2 separate regions of the Mus musculus genome follow, and region 2 is linked to region 1. A link is a loop called in an ENCODE intact Hi-C map of the cell type or tissue named here. Cell type or tissue: left cerebral cortex. All regions are shown on one strand. Links, peaks and the distances in the headings refer to the core of each region. The heading gives the core; the rest is flanking DNA. Region 1 overlaps Gm34397 (a long non-coding RNA gene). Region 2 has its middle 20 kb from the start of Gm23949.

Region 1 (9,467 bases), core at 444-8,443:
TGTGTGTGTGTGTGTGTGTATGTGTGCGTGCGCGCGTGTGTGAACTCATGCCATGGTATGCATTTGGAACCTAGAGGTCAAGTTGGGAAAGTTTGTCCCCTGCTTCCACCATGTGGGTGCTGGGCGGGGATTGGTCAGATACTTAGTAGCAATCACCTTCATCCACTGAGTCATCTCGCTAGCCTGATTTCTAATTTTTTTCCACTTCAAAGGACTGATTTATTTTACAAAATCTACCTTTTATCCATTTACTGTTACGTGTAGTAGGGCACAGCATCACACTGGACTTCATCTGGATTTCATTCAAAGCCACTGAACACGTAAGCAATACCCGAGTTGGTCTCTGCCAACAGTGTTCCTTCTATCTCAACACTCAGTTTCCGTGCCAATTTGAAACTGGTTATATGAAACTGGTTATATGAACGGGCATCTCGGTAGTTCAGCACTGGCATGCAGTGTTCTATAAGCTCTCAGGCCTCAGTCTGACCAACACTGGTTGTTGTAATATTGCAGAAATGAGACAGGGAGCCATAGAAACCCAGCATGTCTGTGGCAATTACCACTCCACCGTCGAACTTTACCCCCATTACTGATGTCCCAGTCACCATGGGGTTTTGGGTATTGGAACCCTTCCTTGCATGGAAGATGGGCCCATGAGGCCACTGGGAGTGGACGGGACATGGTAAAACTGTCTAGGAGCCAGACTCCCAGCCCAGTAGCCAATCTGCCATTCCCAAAATGCTTCCATTTTAGTCATCTCAGCTGAAGGTCAAAAAAATTGATTTTTAATATTTTTAAGTTTGTTGATTTTGTGTGTAGCGCAGGACATTGTCTATATCGGTATATATTACATGAACACTCAACAAAATATGTATTTTGTTGTTGGGTTGAAAGTTATGTGAATATTGATTCGATTCTGTTAGATAAATATGTTATGATTTTATATCTTTTTTAAAAAAAGATTTAGTTATTTTATTTGAGTACACAGTTGCTATCTTCAGACACACCAGAAGAGGGCATCAGATCTCATTATAGATGGTTGTGAGCCACTATGTGGTTGCTGGGAATTGAACTCAGGATCTCTGGAAGAGCAGTCAGTGCTCTTAACCTCTGAGACATCTCTCCAGCCTCCATCTTATTTTTTTGTCTAGGTGTTCCAATTAATTTCTGTGAGGGGGCTGGTGAAGAATTCAGTATAATTGTAGATTTATGGATTTATGTAATTCTTATTGATTGATTGATTGATTGATTGATTGTGTGTCAGGTGAATGTGCATGCTTGTGTGTGCATATATGTGTTCTGTGGAGGTCAAAGGTCAACCGTGGGTATCATTATCAGGAGCTGATAGTTACTTCTCATTTATTTTTATTTTATGTGTAAGAGTATTTTCCTGAATGTATGTATGCACACCATTTGTGTGCCTGGTTCTAGTGGAGGCCAGAAGAGGGCATTAGATATCCTGGAACTGAAGTTAATGAGCAGTTGTGTGCCTCCAAATGGGTGCTTGAAACTGAACCTGGGTCCTTTGCAAGAACAGCAAGTTCTCCTAACTGATGAGCCATTTCTCCAGCCCTTAGGAATCCGTTTTAAAGATAGGGTCTCTCGAAGGACCTGGAGCTTGCTGATTAGGGTTGGCTGGCTAGCTGATAGAGCCTAGGGGTCTATATTTTTCTGTCTCCTCATGTTGAGATTACAAGCAGGTACCTTGCTGATATCCATCACTTGGGCAGAGGACTGAACACAAATCCCAGTGCTTCTGTGACCTGCATTTTCCTGTCTAGGCTCCTCAGTCCTTCTGTTTTATTTTTGATATACATGTTCTATAGCTGTGCTATTCAGCACATATACATTTAGAATTACTATTCTCAGTATAGTTGCCTTTTTAGCCATTGAGTAATGTCCTTTTTCTGTGTCTAGTAATTTCTTACCCTAAAGTCTTTTTCTGATATTAATATAGTTATTTTGTGTTTTCTGAATATTTTGCTTGATATATAGATATTACACCTTTTTAGTTCCAGTCAGCCAACATCCTTACACTGGAAGTGAGTTTCTTGAAGACAGCGTGTAGTTGATCCACTCTGCCAGGCTCTGCCTTTTAACTGGTGTATTTAAACAACTTCTGTTTAATATAACTGTTTATACATTGGTTGTCTCAATCTCCCTTTTATTTATTTTTTTGTTTTCTCTTTGTGCCTTCTGTTATAAGTTTTCTGTTTTATTTGTTCTAGTGACTAGTGGATTTACTAGACATTTTTAGAATAAAAAAATACAGAGCAATTTAGATTTGAATAAAGATAGACTGTAAAGTACAGAGACTTCCAAGGTATCCTAGAGTCACACATATATGGTTTCAATCATTCTCCTCTCTCCAAGGGTGGTGTATTTGTTATAAACAATGAAGCTATATCTACATTTCATGATCACTGTGAGTCCCTACATTATGGGCTTGAACATTAAAACCATTCAATGTAGGGGAAATCTGTACTAATCACCTCCTACCGCCAAGGCTCAGGGAATGTTGCTGAAAAGGATAGGAAAAATGTAAGGGCTGAACAACGGGAAGGAGCGCTGTAAGGTGTTGTCTTCTGGACAGGACACGGCTTACTGCCATCACAATCTCATAGCGGGGCGCTTCCATTTCATCTTCTAAATCTCCAGGAAACCTCCAGCTTCCCTGCTCACTCAGGATCCTGCAGGGAGGGCATTTTAGCATCTGAAGCTTCAACTTAGGATGATGTGACCCAGCACTCGCCTTAGGGCCCAGGAAGGGTCTAGGTATTTATTGGGAAGTTTCTATGGCCAGGAATCATCCTAGGGTGACTTAAAAAAAAATCTCACTTAATCCTTCCGCAGAAGAACTTTGGAAATAAGTGGCATTACTTTCGCTAAACAGCGAAGGGTTTAAACAGCTCACCACATGTCACAAAGACACCAAACAAGGTCACTAGCATGCAAACGCACATCTATCCATCTCTTAAACTTTTTCATTTCAATCAGCTCGTCTCAGTTATATGTTGTTACATCATTTACCCTCGTTTATACCATTTTGGAAGATTAACTGTATCTTCATTGAACTATCAGTGACCTTTAGCTTTTCCATACTGTTAAATGGATGCATAAAAACATAAAAATGAGGTAGGCAGGTGGTACACTGTTAATCCCTGCACTCAGGAGGCAGAGGTAGGTGGATCTCTGAATGTGAGATCCAGGGCTGTCAGGACTACATAGAGAAATCCTGACCCAAGCAAACAACAACAACAACAAACTAAAACAAAACAAAACAAAACAAAACACAAACCAACCAACCAACCAACCAACCAACCAACCCACACACACAAACAACAAACAAAAACAGAAAAACCAAACCAAACCAATAAAAAACCCAACTCAACCCAACCCAAACCAACCCCTCCTCCAAACCAAAAAACCACCCTCCAAACCCCCAAAACATAAAAATGATATCACTTATGGGGTGCCATATGTTGCTTTGATAGTGCAGATGCTATCTAGTGTTCCAATCAGGTTAAATGTATCAGAACATTTGACAACATCCATATCTGATTTCCCGTGGCCATAGTCAGCTGGAAGGAGCATGGCGGTGAGGCCTTGTTTAGAACACTCATTGCCTCATTGCTCACACATGTGCTGCCTGGTCTGGACATCTGTGTTTGCCACCAACCCAACAAACGATTAATGTAACTGTGAAGGTTTATTTTATTTTATTTTATTTTTGTAGACAGGGTTTCTCTGTGTAGTCCTGGCTGCCCTGGGATTTGCTCTTTAGAACAGGCTGGCCTTGAACTCAGATATTCACCTGTCTCTGTCTCTCCCATGCTGGGATTAAAGGCGTGCACCACCACTGCCCAGGCAGCATTTTTGCTTGTTTGTTTATTTTGCTTTTAACAATCAATGTATTGAAATGAAAAGGCAAGCTAGTTATCTGTGTCAGAGATGATTTAAATCTGTGAGCATTACGGAGAAGGGAGATGGACACCAACCAACATAGGGGCGCTGAGGAGGATGAGGGAGATGAGCGAAACCGCCTCGAACTCGCTGGCACTATCTAGAGGTAAAGAAATAGCGATCACCCGGGAAAGTACTAAAATCTCCCAATGCCCTGGGAAGACAATAAAATCTGTTCTAGCTCCGGAAACTTGTCCTTTCCGTTTGGCCAAATCTCACATTAGTAACTTTTCTTTCTGAAAAAAAAAAAAAAAAAAAAAAAAAAAAGCAAGTTTGTGTGTGTGTGGTTGAAGTGGGTATTTAGTTCCTGCAAGCCGCATCCATTCTGGGAAGAGACCCTTCATGAACACATTCAATCCTCTGCAAACAGAAGATTTTTGTAACTTGGTGACCCGAAGTCTAAACTTCAAAAACAAATTTAAACCTTGACAAGTGTTTTTGACTGGGTCTTTATGGTGTTGCGGCTGACCCAGGGCTCCCTGGATGCTAGGCAGGTGAATGCCCTACCAACTGAGCTACATCCCGAGCGCCAGCTACCGAGATTTCAGGAACTGGCTGAGCGTAGTTGAATAGTTGGGGGAAGTTAATTAAGAAATCAATTCTGCAGAAATCAATCCAAATGAATCTGTTTATGACTCTCCAGTCTTAAGAGTGGCTTGCTTTCTGTTTGGGGCTTTCCTCTACAGATGTGGGCAGGTGCTGTTATAATGACGAAATGACCACAAGAGGGCAGCAAAGACAAAATTTTGTTCTTTGCACAAGGGGACCAGTGAACTAGGTCATAAAAGGGAAGGTGCTCAGAAGAGGGCAAAGAAGAAAAAGAAGAACGGGTAAGCTCGTCCACAGAAGGTTATAGATTTGTTTATAGTCTTGTTAGTAACGTATTAAAATGACAGAATAGATCACAATGTACCCACTATTTGACTGGAGTCTGCTTTAAGAGAGCATAGAAAAAGACTTAAAATCAGTACTCTAGAGGACCCTGTGTGTTTGCAAGTGTTTGTGGGTGAATAGGTTCCTTTCTTTCAGCTCTGACTGAAGATAACCTGCGCAGTTTGTCATCCTCAGAGCACAGGGCATTTCCTCCACTGACTGCTCCTAGAGCAAAGATGAAGCCCAATTTCCATAGCCTCAAAATGTCTAGGAGCCACAAAGGGCCATACTTGTTTTTTGTTCCTCAAAATGATGAGACAGCCGCCAGTGTCTCCGTGTTTGTTTGGGCAAAGCTGGCAGTGCCAGAAGTCGAGAGAGCTCTCAGTCGCATGACTTTAAGACTAGAAAAAGGCCCTCCAAGCTCTTGTCTTGATGGCAGAAAATGAAAATTTCCCTTTTCCTTCCTTGTAATTCGTATTTATAAATAGCTGAAGTGCCAATCTTCATTAAAACAGAATTAGGAAATTCTGTGGTCCATAACAAGACTTTTTGAGATCTTTAAAATAAAAATTACATTAAGACAGGTGTTCAGGTGTTTATCTTGATATATATATATATATACCCAGGAGTCTTAAAAACTTGCTTCCTTAAGGATGAGATATAGAATATCCCGCCCAAAGTAGAGGAGTTCAGCCTGAAAACAGTCATCCATAGGAAAGACCTTGAAAAACCTGAGTCTGGACACCCAGAAAGCTTCCAGTGGCCACATCAGAAAGTACCCCATCAGCTGTCAGGTGGGAAGACAGAGTCTGAAGAAACAGTTGGATGTATGGTTAGTATGTATTCATTCTTGTATGTTCTTTTTAATCTTTTTAATCCCTCCTCCCTTTTTTTTTTTATGAAAGTCTGAACAAAAAAAGCTGTGTTAGTGTGATACAGGTAATTGCTTAAGCTTAAACAACAGAAGCCCCACAGAACAATTAATCTCCGATAGTGTTTAACATCAGGGGCTGTTTCCATGGAGCCAAAGAAACTGTTTATTATCTAGAGAAGGGGAGGGCACAGACAATAAACAAGGTTAGAGATAAATGGGGTCCCGTGGTTAGCAGTGTGGGGAGCTGGGGCTTCAGGGCACCCAAGTTCGGATGCACCAGTGACAATGCGCACAAGGAGAACGAACAGTGAACGCTTCCGATCTGCGGAGGATGCGGAGCACACAGAACCCTGGCTGTGTGGAGAGTCTGAAGGACTCTGAAGGGAGCAGAAGAGGCGGATGCACACAGCCAGCATCCGTGTGCATACCTGGAGTGGAGTGGGTGTGTCAAATCCAAAGTTACAGAGAGCAGATGCAGCGAGCAGGGAGGGTCAACCCAGGGCTTGACTGCCTGAACCACATGAACTTGTATTTCATCGGGTCAGCCACCGTTGCCACCGGAGGCATTGCTCAGCCTGAGTTCTGGAGAGCTGGTAGCTAATTCCCTGACATACCCCGAGTCCTGTGTAAACTGCACCTCAAATAAAGCCAAGTGCTCTTTCTCTTCCATAGAGGGTTTGAAAACGGGGATATTTTCCTTTCCGCTAGGTTTGCATTTGAGAGCACACGTGGGCTCCTTATCCTTGAATGTCCTACAGTGCCTTGGGTGGGGCACAAGGATCCTTGGGTCTCTAGCAAATGCCAGCTGGGTGCCACTCCCTACAGGAGGCAGGAAGCTGACCCTCAAGCCTCTGATGTCTTACTCTACTTCTTTGCTTTTCTTTTCCCTCCCTCTCCACTCCTGCCTTCTCGAAATACACCAGTTATCCATAAAATAACAGAATAGGCAAATGGCCCTTTTCAGGCTAACATTAACTAACATTAGCCTTTTGCTGCGAGCGCATCCGATTGGGTTTTAAATAACACAGGGCATCAGGTCTTCAGTTGAGGTCTCCTTGTGAATTTCGCTAAAGCTTTTTTTTTTTTTTTTTCTTGCCTTTCCTCTTTAACTTTCTTCAGATCTAAACACTTCCTGAAGCTGGATAGTAAAAAGATTTATTTCATTTACATGAATACATTGTAGCTATCTTCAGTCACACCAGCAGAGGGCATCGGATCCCATTACACATGGTTGTGAACCACCATGTGGTTGCTGGGAATTGAACTCTGGACTTCTGGAAGAGCAGGCAGTGCTCTTAACAGCTGAGCCATCTCTCCATCCCCACCCCCCACTTCCTTGTGATTTACATTACACATATTGGTTTTAAAAAGTGACATGGTTGTTATTTTGAGGAGTGGAGGTCATTAAGGAAAACTTTACCTAAACTCTGCACGGCAAGAATGTTTGCATAAACTGCTTTGGCCACCGAGGTTGTGGTTTAAGTTGTCACCTTGTGCTGGATTTCCACCTAACTGCCTTACGGTGCGCTCATATGAGTGATGCACTAATAAGGACTCTACTTCTTGCTGGGCATTTAGATGGCATACTGCTCTTCACTACCACTGTGAGGGCTGCTGTAAGGGCACCGCAGTTCATGATTCCCTTGACACCAAGGCTGAAGATCTCTGCTTGAGTTGTTTAAACTGGGTGATGCTGTACCTGTAACATACACGTTGTCGTTTGGAGATTTGAATATGTAAGAGAAGATACAAATCCCAGTAATTTCAACGGACATTATTAATGTTACCACTTTCCTTTTGTTTATAATGTGGCATGCTATTAGCGCAAAGCCACACTAGACATTACATACATGGCTTGCATCTGTGGCTCACCCACTGGACAGTGTTAATGGCAGTAGGATGTGAGTGAGGTTTATGGATTCTTGTCCCCCTCCCCCCACTCCTTCTTTCTGCTCTGAGTCGCCCTTGAGTTTTAATGTCACTGGCTGCCTATGAAGGAGCTCCTTTCATGGCAAACCCACCAATCATAACAGTCCTTCTGCCCTTGCCCTTACCGACCCTCCCAGCTTTCCTAATGGCTGCCAGGGCAGGGCAACCGTTAGGGGCATGGGTTAGGGGCATGGCTTTCAGGGGTTCTGTATGACTGAGGGTGTCAGATGCTAGGCCAGCAAGGGAGAGAGGTGTGATCCCATTATTTATGGAGTTTTGGGGGGTGATCACAGCGCTCTATTGGTGTCTTCTCAAAATTATTGGTCTGAGATTCTGCTTAAGGGTGCAGATTTAGCTCTAAGCGATCACGGCCAAACTTATATTATCTGAGTCAGCTTCTCTACCCAAGAAACTGAATAAAGCTGTGAAATGCTAATCCATCTCTACTGAGCTCGATACTGAAGGCATCAAGGGAGGGCCTCCCCTCCTTCCTCCAGGGACCCTCTCCGGGAAGGCAGGGATTTGCAACACCCCCTGCCCCAATGGAGACAGGGAAAGGCATGTACCATTCTCTCTGCTTCCACGGCAGCCTAAAAGAGGGCAGCTGAGGCAGGCTGGAAGGCACTTCTGTCCCCTATAGTGGTGGCGTCCCCATGTGTGACGCAGCTCCTCGGCATCACCATTTCCAATGAGAAAAATAAATTGCTTCTGTGTGGTTGCATGCAGAGGAGAGAGCCTTTTTAGCTGGCTGGAGCCGGGAGGTTGATAGAGAACCCGAGTCCTGCCTGCCAGTTGTTAGTGGGTAGAGCCTAGGGTGATTTTTCATTGTCTGCTGAGCACAAGCACACCCTCTTGGAGTGGGTCACAAATTTGAAAACAAATCTTCACAGTGGCTTTTCCAACCTGCTTCGGTTAAGAAGGATGGGATTGTTGCTCAGATTTTTCAAAGGACCAGAAAGTTGAGCGACACGGCTCGTATCCTTGCTGAAATATTTCTACACGACAGCTAACACTCCCATCTTCAACAGAGGCTCTGTTTGCATGAGGGGAAGACATGGTGTTGCAGCCATGCTGGCTTTGTAGTTAGGCAAAGTTAGAGTGGCAGCTCACTACCCTCATTATCTCCAGGGGCTTGGATAGAGGTTGGCCAGAATAAGCCTCAGTTTTTACATCTGTATAATAGGGACATCAGCATCATTTACATCATTTACATCAAGAATGCTAAAATGTAACTGATATTACAGTCAATTGCCATTACATAGGCCTATTTAAAAAGATTCAATTGAGTAAAGTCACTGGTCACTTTGGATCCAGATGCCTGCCTGCTCTGTTCCAACAATCTAGCTCTCAGATTATCTGCCTCATGGACTTGTTTCTCTCTAGGAAAAAGAAAATTTCAAATGGACACCCTATCCTCATGGCTACAGTTCTGTATCTGAATTTTGAGATAATCTAGATAGAAAAAAAAATCACATTTAAATTTAGAAAAAAATTGTGGAAATAAAGCTGATTTTTATTCTACAGTCACAACAGTGAGCCAGAATGTCTGAGCACATCTTCTGGGCTGGTAGAGCTGGGTGGAATGTTTATTTTAGGATGAACTTCAAGCTGGGAGAGATCTGTGAGAAACAGCTAAGATGTTCCAGTTGATTGGTTCCTTCTCCTACACTCCTGCAGTTCCGATAGCTGACACTAGGGGCGTGTGAGCGCCACTGAGCAGAGGCAAGCGAGCCTGATGATGCTTCCAGCTGTTCTTGGCTTGCTTGTTCCATTTGTTCCATAGAAATCTAATCTAGTTTACTTACTGATTCGAGTTTTGGCCAAGACA
Region 2 (9,467 bases), core at 1,022-9,021, 630 kb after region 1:
GATAGATAGATAGATAGATAGATAGATAGATAGATAGATAGATAGATAGATAGATGAAAGCCCAAGAAAGGACATACATGTGAAATTCCATAGTAAAAATCCATTCCTTTTTAATCTTACCTTTGAAAAAGTAATAATAATTAGCATCTACAATATGTTTCTCCTGAGAGGAAAATCAACTATGGCTTTCAGGTGTCAAGTCCCACAGCATCGTGCATTTGAGGCCCACTCTGGTCTAAGTTACCTCAGTCAAGCCCGGGCTGTGGATAAGTGAGCTAGACTGTCAGAGGGGAGAATTGAAGTATGGAAGAGACCTTCGAAGCCATGGTTTTTGTGAATGGTGCTAACTAGTGCCTCTTGCTGTAGCCATTTCACAGGAGGAATGGTCTCTGCCATCCTTTGACCCTGACGCTTCTCCCGAGATGGTTCAGGAAGGAGCCCAACATTGGTTCTATAGCATTCCCTTTCTCCACCTTGGTAGCTAAGCACCTGACACATTGTTTTCATCATCCATTTAGAGGAGACAGTCAGTCCAGGCACAGTTAACTCTACCCCTCCTCTTCAGACTGTCTCCCCTTGTGTATCTTCCTTCTTTTTCGTGTGTTAGCCTCTCAGCTAGTATTATTTCCCTCGCTTTTGAAGACTCTGTGGGGTTTTGCTTTCTTTGTTTTCTTTTGTTTTTGAGGGAGGAACCAACCTCAAACCCAAGCCCACAGTCATTTGTTGAGTACAGAAATGCTTAAAGAGGATCAGATATTTTTAACAACAAAGTGTCACCAAAGCATGAGTAACCTGAAATTTTTTTCTCAGAAAAAAGCAGTAGATGTGTGATTCATGTTGCCTCCTGAAGACAAAACAGATAAGCAAAAGGAGAAGCCAGAAAGCAGGCGACTCACCGCGTAACTATGATAACCCATATGGTTGCCAGGATCCACATTTGCGTGTGTGATCTATAAGAAAGGGGTCCATGCTCAAATCAGAGGGAGAGATGAGGATGGCCTTCATGAAGTAGAGATCAGAGAGAGTAGGCATTGCTCTGCTTGCTGTACTCCGTTTCTTCACGATACCTGGACCACAGCAGCTAGACTCCAAAACGGAGGGACTTGCCAATCTAGAACTAAGTTAAAAAGCCACCACGGAGACTCTGCCTTGGTTTCCCACATTGTATCAGGACCAACACCCATGTACCTTTTTGTTCAAGTGGAAGAAGGAAGGTATTTTTACCTCCTTGACAAGAGAATTAAATTGTAACTATAAGTATTTAATGCTGTCCCAGCCTAAAATGGGGAGGAAAAGAAAAACTACTTTATCTATATACAAATAGGCAAGACAGAGAGAGACTTCAAGATTTCAGAGCATTAAAAGTGATGCAAAGCCCATTTAATGGACACCACCAGAGCTTTTTCCCCCCCAAGCACTGCAATTGATTGCCATGAGATTATGATGCCATTAAAATTCACTCTGCCCATAAACTAATGCTGAGGAAAATGCTGACGTTTATAGCGCTTCCTACAAGGGACATATTTCAGTGTGAAAGTAAGTCCTAATGTGAGAACTTTATCTCAGTAAAGCAACATCTAAGCTGGGGGAAGGAGGAGGAGGAAGAGAGGCCGTGCAGGAGTGCTGTGAGTTTTATTTCTCTCAATAATGGGTGTATGGATGCTAAATTCCAAAGACTTTTTAAAATAAATCTATTGGCCTTTGACAAAATCAATCCAAACCCCATAAACCAAGAAGTCATCCACTTGATATTAATGAGCCCACATTTGCATTTATTTGTCTCTTACACTAGACAAACCATTAATTTCATGTTTATGCTTCCTTTGAAGTCTGAATGCTCATAGATAGATGGCCTCATCGAATCTCCTGCTGCTACATTAATATTTCGCTATAAATGATAAATTTTATCATTTTCCACAACACCCCTTTTTACTTTAAGAAAGCTGTGAAAATACAAGCAATAAGTCTTGAGGTCTGAAAGCGCAGCACTCTTTTTTTTTTTTTTTTTTTAAATACTCTTCAGCTGAGATCATTAAAATAGTGATGTCTTTAGCATCAGGATACCCTTGATGGCCTCTGGGTTTGAAATCAACGTGATGTATAATCAGCCTCTCGTGAGTAAAAGATGGTTCGTGTGGCTGGAACTGACAGTCAAGCGCATTCCTGACCAGCGCTCAGTGCCTATGTTTATCTGATAATGTTTTAATTTCAGACATGAGCCTAATCCATTGACTCTAAAGAGGAAATCTTTGAGGTAGAAGTATTTAGCACCAGTGAAGTATTGTCCCTGGGTCATTTGGTAGGATATTAGAAATGGCAAACTACCAAGCAGGAGGTCCACGGGCTCTAGATGGAATGGATCACCGTTAATCAGTCCACATGCATATACCACGCAGATGGTCCCCGATGGTACTGCTACTGTTTGATGGTGGTGCCAATGACCGTGATGGTGGTGATTGATGAGTGCTGCTTCAACCTTTCTACATGTCCAGCACTGACCCTGGACTCTGAGGCCATCCTTCCAACAATCCTGGAGACAATTGCTACTGTCTCAGATTACTGATAATGGAACTGAAACTCAAAAAGCATAAATCATTTGCCAACTAAGCAACTGATGGAGAGCATGGGAGGTGCAGTTGCCTCTTTACACTGAGCTATCGCATGTAGAGCCCCCAGGAACGTCTAGAGATGCCTTGAACTCCAAATCTAAATTCCATTTCCACAGTAAAAGGAAGGAAGGGACCCAAGCCAGGAGTTTCCATGTGATCAACTTTGATGACAGTCACTTCAAGTCACCCTGAGTCAGGTACATACAATTAGAATGTCTCTTCACTTTTAATCTAGAACACTCTAGTAACATGTTCTTTGCCTTCTCTCATCCTTCAAGGGCTCTCTCTTCTGTTACTGACAGGTCCATCAGTCTAGTCTCTTTCACAGATGTGCACACAACTCTCTGAGACCATACCTATTGCTCTGTCTCCGTTCCACCAGCTAAATGGACTTCGTTTTGCTTACCCAAATACAACACTTCAGCCACAATTCATGTTTTATGTTCATGTGTCGTTAAAATTAATGTGTAGCTTCTTTATACGCTTATAAATATACATCCATATCTATCTTTTTAGATTACACTCCTTTTGGAGGATGAGCAGAAAGTCTCTCCTACCGGAGTTCCATATTCAAATTGATTCTATGAAAAATACTATTCGCACGAAGTAAAAAGACGCATTACAAGAAAAACATAAATTGTTAAAATGTCAAATGACTGCTTGGCTTATTTTTACTTTACTTCTGAGACAGAGTTGTGATTAAAGACTGGAGTGAAATGTTTTAAATGAAAACAAAAATAAGAATATTTAACTGGCAAGAAATGAGAAAGGCAGCTTGGTAGAAAATATCGGAGAGGCCCTCCATTTGGTCAAGAGCATAAATGGCTCAGGTATTGAGACTAGGCCTGTTCTGCTTGCATTACCAAAGGGATACAGAGCATACGTGCAAGGGTAGAGATCAACTTCCTGACCACAGGGCAGGCTGCAGACAGAGGCTAGGCATCCTTAAGTAAACTAGCAGACTGGGTGGAAGAAAAATCGCAACCACTCTCTGTTGGCCGGTTTTTATTGTCGTTCTTATTCACGTGTCTGGATGTTTTGTCTGCAGATAAGAATGTGCACCCTGTGCATGGTGCACATGGAGGTAAAAGAGGGAGTTGAATGCCCCAGAACTGGAGTTACAGATGTTGGGAGCTGCTACATGTGTGCTAGAAACCAAACATGGGTCTTCTCTGCAAGAGAAGTGCTCCTGACCATGTGTTGATCCATCTCTCCAGCCCTTCTTTCATGGACTTTTGATGTTTCCCATTTAATTATACAATTGTCCTTAACTAAACACTACTATTACCTCTGTTTTAAACTCAGGAAAAGCAAGACCTTGGAAGAACATATAAGTTGCATAGAGATGCTAAGGTACTAAGATCGAAGGTACTAAGAAATAAAGCTGAAATTCAGACCCAGAATGCTCTGCTCCAGACCAATGCTGTCTGGCTTCTTTAGTAGCCACATGTGAACTCAAGAAGAAAGCCTGCTTCAGCTCACCCTACACAGTAACTGTGGTCGCCTGCTTCAATAAATGGCCCTCTCTTTACAATGGAGTGGGCAGTAATTGAAAAGAAAATCATTATAATCTCCCAAGTGATCATGACCATGGACAGAGCCATTCTTTCTAGACTTGGAGTTAGAATAAAGGGCCTATCATCCAACTTCTCTGCTTCACAGAAAATAAGGGGCTCTTGAGTGTTAGCATGTTGTCTTAAAAGAGAACTGTGCCCACAGTGACCAGACACCTTGAAAAGAATTTAACCAAGTCAGTCACTGAAAAGCTCACCTACATTCCCCCAGGTCACTAGCAGTGTGATTAAGGGATCCAGGGGGGTCTTTCATTTGTCCCCTCTATCTCACTCTTCTTTTTCATTTGAAAAATTGTAAGTTCTCTATGGGGTTTCCTGAATCTGGATCCAAGGCTGAAATTTCCTTTCACTTCAGACTCACACAGAGAGAGGAATAGAGATGAGAATGAGGAAAACAAAATTCTATTTTTCTGAACCAGCAATGTTTACACCCAAGGCTCAGCGGAGACACAAGAGACAAAGTTCTTTTGTCTGTGCAACAATAGCCCCCGGGGAGCTGGTGCCGTCCTGCTGGGCAAGGTTGCCGCGCCAGCCCCATTGTGTAAGATGTGAGTGAGTGTGTCGATGCTTCTGCCGCCAGAGACTGTTGTGTGCTCAGAACAGTGCCCATTGTGCCCATCTTGCAAGAAGGACTTGGGCTCACCGATGGAAAACACTCACTGTCACTGTCCCCTAACCTCCGCTTTGCCATCCAAATCTCACGTTATGGATATAATCCAGACCTCTGTCATTTGAGGTCCTCTTGCCCTGTACTTCTGAAACAAAAGCTATTATACTGCACCATGAAAAAAAAAAAAAAAAACGTGGACGTGCAGACATAAAGGGGCCTGGAACACCAGCCTCCAAGGGAGCTCCATTTAAAGTTTTAAAATCAAGGAAAACAAAACACTTCCGATTAAAAAACAAGCTTCCATGCCTTTGAGCGCGCACGCACACACACACACAGGTGCATTCATGAGAACATTTCATCAAAATGCTCAGGACAAGAGAGAGTGACCTGTCCTTGCTTTCAGACGCAGAGAGGTGTAGTTGGAGAAGAGGGCCAGACAAGAAGGAAGCCTGAGCTTGCTGAACAAGGCTCGTTCCAATTAATGGGCTCTAACACAGGCAGAAAGGGCACACTTTAACTAAGACACATGGCAGGCAGAGAATATAATCTCTGCACAAATGAAGGGTGCAACCCCACTTTCTTAAAACAGCTTCTCACACCTCTAAAACAAACACAACCAAAAGCAGGTCATATTTTCCTCCCAGTAAGGGAGGCTCTGTGTTCTCCACAAACACCCAGGACACCACCCTGGCAAAGTGGTAGCTATACTGGGTTTGTCATTTAACTCTCTAAGAATCTCAAGGTATTTTGAAAACATAGGGGGTGGGGACTAGGTGCAGGAAATAACACGTTCCTCAAGTCCAAAATGACTCTGAGAAATCACTTGAGGCTCACTCCAGGTTTTAGCATCACATTCTCTGCCTGCAGGACCCAGGGAGAAAAGATGCAGCATCTTCTTAAAGCCATCCAATGCTAAGCATCACACGTCTCCCCAGCCACCCATTCTTAGACCAAAATGTATGTCTACTGCTTTCCTCTTGCAATCCTTCCACCTAGGAACCCTTCCTGCTTGCATACCCTTGCCACCTTCTTCTCATTGTCTATCCAGTTCCTATTTCACAACTGATCTTTAACACACACCCTTCCGTCAAACTCCAGCAGTGGATGAGTGAGGAAACCCCTTCCCTACAGGCATCTGCCTTGCTCTTACTGCAGACATCATCAGATGGTCTTGGAACCTTTCTCGGTGGCATTGGGAGCTGCCAACAAGATGCCCTTTGGTTAATTGGAATTCATGCTAATTCTGTGACCTATCACAGGGATAGAGGGGTGGCTCTGCATCTTGAAGATGAAAAACTCGTTTATGTCACTCAGTATTGGAATGCTGTTGTCGGAGGTGTTGGTATTGATGGTGGTGGTGGTGGTGGTGTGTGTGTGTGTGTGTGTGTGTGTGTGTGTGTGTGTGTTGCTGAAGATGAAGTCCAGGGTCTTGCACATTCTGGGCCATATCTCCAGGCCAGCAGTGCCCAGTGCCCTCATAAGTACTATTCTTATCACATCAATTTCCTAAATAAGAATTTGTCAGGCTGTTTGCTGTCTTTGGGGACAAACTATCTCATTTTCCCTTCATTCTGCCTCCTGCTAGACCAGATGTTGTCCTGGTCTCTGATGGCAGAAAGACATCTCTGTGCGCCATTGTCAAACCGATTCCTGACTTCATCTTTCTGAGTCAGTCAAACCTGTTCCCTGACCAACTTCTCATCCCAGTCTGTTTATTTCTTTTGCTTGGATTGAGCCCACAGTTTTTGCTGGAAAGTGAGGAAATAGTAGGAGAGGGCGAGAAATGAGAGGAAAGGGGGATGGAGAAAAAGATAGGGCTGTGTGTGTGGGGGGGAATAGAAATGTGGGAGAAAGAGAGAGAATGGAATGTTTGCACCAAACCACCTAGTCACCTGACTTCCCAGCATGCATTGCGATCTGGTAAGTTCTGCTTTGGAATTTCTAAAGTCTGCTGTCCCCTGCTGAAAATGGTATTGAGCGAAGACAGAGCCATTTGCAGTCACAGACTCTACAGGTCCAGTAGATCCTCTTTTGAAGTCCTGCCTATCCACAGCATCTATTGTGCATCTACATTTCATTGCTCATCCTTAGTCCTCGTGATGATGTAATTTATATACAGAGAGACAGAAACAAGAGTTAAACAGAGATACAGAGGTGTGTGTGTGTGTGTGTGTGTGTGTGTGTGTGTGTGTGTGTGCGCGTGCGCGCGCATGCGTGCGTGCGTGGGGGGAGAGGAGAGCATGATATTAGTGTGGTAGAAGCCAGTTCATCTATTTCTTTATCATCACGCATCCCAAGCTGGCTTTGAACTTATGATCCTCCAACCTCTGCCCTCAAAGGCTGGAACTACAAGAGCGAATTGCTACATGTTTTTAAGCTGTCTATTAATGAGTGCTATAAAGTGAAACAGAAATGCAATGTGTTGGATTTCAGCAGAGTTCTTTTCAAGGCAATTATTTTTAGAGGAACTCACCCTGTATTTATAACCATTTTCTTTCCCTTATTAGATTTGGCATCCCCACCCATCCTGCCCCTAGAGTCCCTCTCATGTGTCTACAACATGGCAATGTACCAGTTGAAACCACAAGTAATTCAACCTAAGGCCAAAGCCAATTCCAAATTATTTGTCTCAACAGAACTACCTGAATTTGCCAAGTGCTCTGATGCTCCACAGCCATAATTATGTTTCATAATTTGCTGCTCTGTAGACACTTGGAGACAGAAGTGCTGAATTAATTGTAGCATTTTTGTGACCTCTAGACTTTCTCCATTAAGATCAGGTTAATTTTCAACATGAGAAGACTCATTTTTCTGAACAGAATACTATCAGTAATAAACACGGAGCATAAGTGTGCGGTATGCACAAGTGGCTGCTATCAAACAGCTCTTCGATCACAGCCCAGTTCCGCTGAAAAGCCATTTACGTCAAATGCATTAGGAGAGGATGTGATGAGCATTTGATTGGTTTGGGCTTTGTGGACAGGCAGCAGCATCTCTCAACGATTTGGATATATGTTTGTGATGAGGTAAAACCGTGAGTAGGCGTGTTCACCTCAAGGTTCATTGACAGGGTCTGAGGTGTTTTTGAAAAAGAGGAAGACTTCACGGAGCCACCTGGGGGGACCACTCGTTGGAGGCGCTTCATATTACTAGAGGCCACAGGGCTTGTGCTGTTTTGAAGGACTCCTCACCATCCTTCATGCTTGCTCTGACTATGCAGATGCCAATTGAACGGCCCTTGAAGTAATCTGAGCCAACACTCCAGGGTATTGTTTTAACTCCAGTGTATGTGTAAAGCAGGCCAGACTGTAGCTTGGTGGCCTTGCAGTGAAATGCACCTTAGCTGACTAAGAGGGGCTTTTCATAGCATCATCCTGGCCGATTAATGAGCTGTCAAGTTTCTGACCAAGCTTCATCCACTTCTTAGTGAGAGATTCTGGGTAGGAGACTCTCACTCATGAGCAGCATCAATAAGAAGCAGAAATGGCCCTAGAACTAACCAAGATACATTATTTAGTGTCACATGATTTCTGAGACACTGACTTATTCCACATTACCCCCTGTGTTATTTCCAAAAGATAGCATGAATATGATCTCTTTCCATAGAGTGTTAAGTAGAAGATGTAAATTTTGGAACAAATCTAAATCATCAATGCCCTCTTCTAAGTGGGTGTGGCTAGCTTGTAACATTTATAAGAAATTTGGGGTAGATTAATAGTCTTTATAGCTGGGATTCTTAGTTTCCCTGGAGAAAAAAAAATGGGGAAATTAAGCTAAAGAGCTGGGGCACGGCAAGAAGTGGCATTCCCATAAGTCCAGTTTTGGAGAATGTCAGTGTAGCATGCGGCTCCTGCATCCTGGAGGGGTGGGACACATGCAAACGTTCAGAAACAGACAGGATGCTGGCGATGTGGGGCCTCGGCACAACCACATGCCATTAAATCCAAGACCTTTTGGCATTCTGCGTTCTAATCGAAAATATTGTCGATGTTTAAAAATTCTAAATTGTTCATGTGGTGAGCCGAGACGAAGTGCACAGTAGGCTCCTCAACTTCTCGTGGTACCACAGCCCTTCCAGAGACTCTCCAGAGAACGTGAGACAAAGCTAGACTGCAGATAGCTTTCCTGACCGCTGGCATGTGTGTGGGGCCAATTAAAACTGCGGAGAGATCTGGGTTGGAAACGTCACACTGAAATAGTTGTTCTCAAATACTCTTCAAACACATCGCAGTCACTTATATGAAAGAAATGTCAAGCTGGTAATATTTATGTAATGTTCATCTAGAGTTTAAATGCCTCGAAATAAATTTTAGGTGTCCAACATAATTCTAGTTGTCCTTGGAAACAATGAGAACATGGCTTCAGGTTCCCCAGCAAATATCTGAATCTTATGAAATGACACAACGTTTACATCCGAGTGAAGTGCATTCTTTGATATACTGTAGGTCAAATCTAGGTTATTTATAAAGCCTAATGCAAATTGTGAAATAAGTTGAAGCTGTGGGTGTGAAACCTGTGGATATGTGGGGCAATGGCACATCTCTCCCATCATCCAGTCCTTAGATCAAGCCCTAGGTGCTGCACGCCTTACTTCTGGGAACAGCCTAGAGCTCACTTGGAGATTATACGTCTATTGTTTTGAATTCCCCCACAGACTGAGGGCAGTGACCATAT

Evidence for each region. Hi-C counts contacts between places; a loop is a spot of excess contacts. Peaks named below come from ENCODE experiments on the same cell type or tissue, not always from the same donor. Only the 100,000 strongest peaks of a DNase experiment are listed, where the experiment ranks them.
Region 2: it touches region 1 in a loop (2.6-fold over the local background); 4 of 42 quality-filtered maps call a loop at or near these places.

The regions. Positions count from the first base shown.
Region 1 is chr9:100,395,775-100,405,241 of GRCm38, reverse strand. All of the region lies in intron 1 of Gm34397 (a long non-coding RNA gene), which reads left to right. Among named protein-coding and RNA genes, the nearest start is that of Gm34397, 7.2 kb to the left of the region's middle. In left cerebral cortex, for the core only: CTCF peaks have their summits at 4,668 (motif pointing right) and 6,933 (motif pointing right); a DNase peak (open chromatin) is centred at 4,692.
Region 2 is chr9:99,766,135-99,775,601 of GRCm38, reverse strand. No RefSeq gene overlaps it. Among named protein-coding and RNA genes, the nearest start is that of Gm23949, 20 kb to the right of the region's middle. In left cerebral cortex, for the core only: no CTCF peak of the experiment used is centred there; a DNase peak (open chromatin) is centred at 4,727.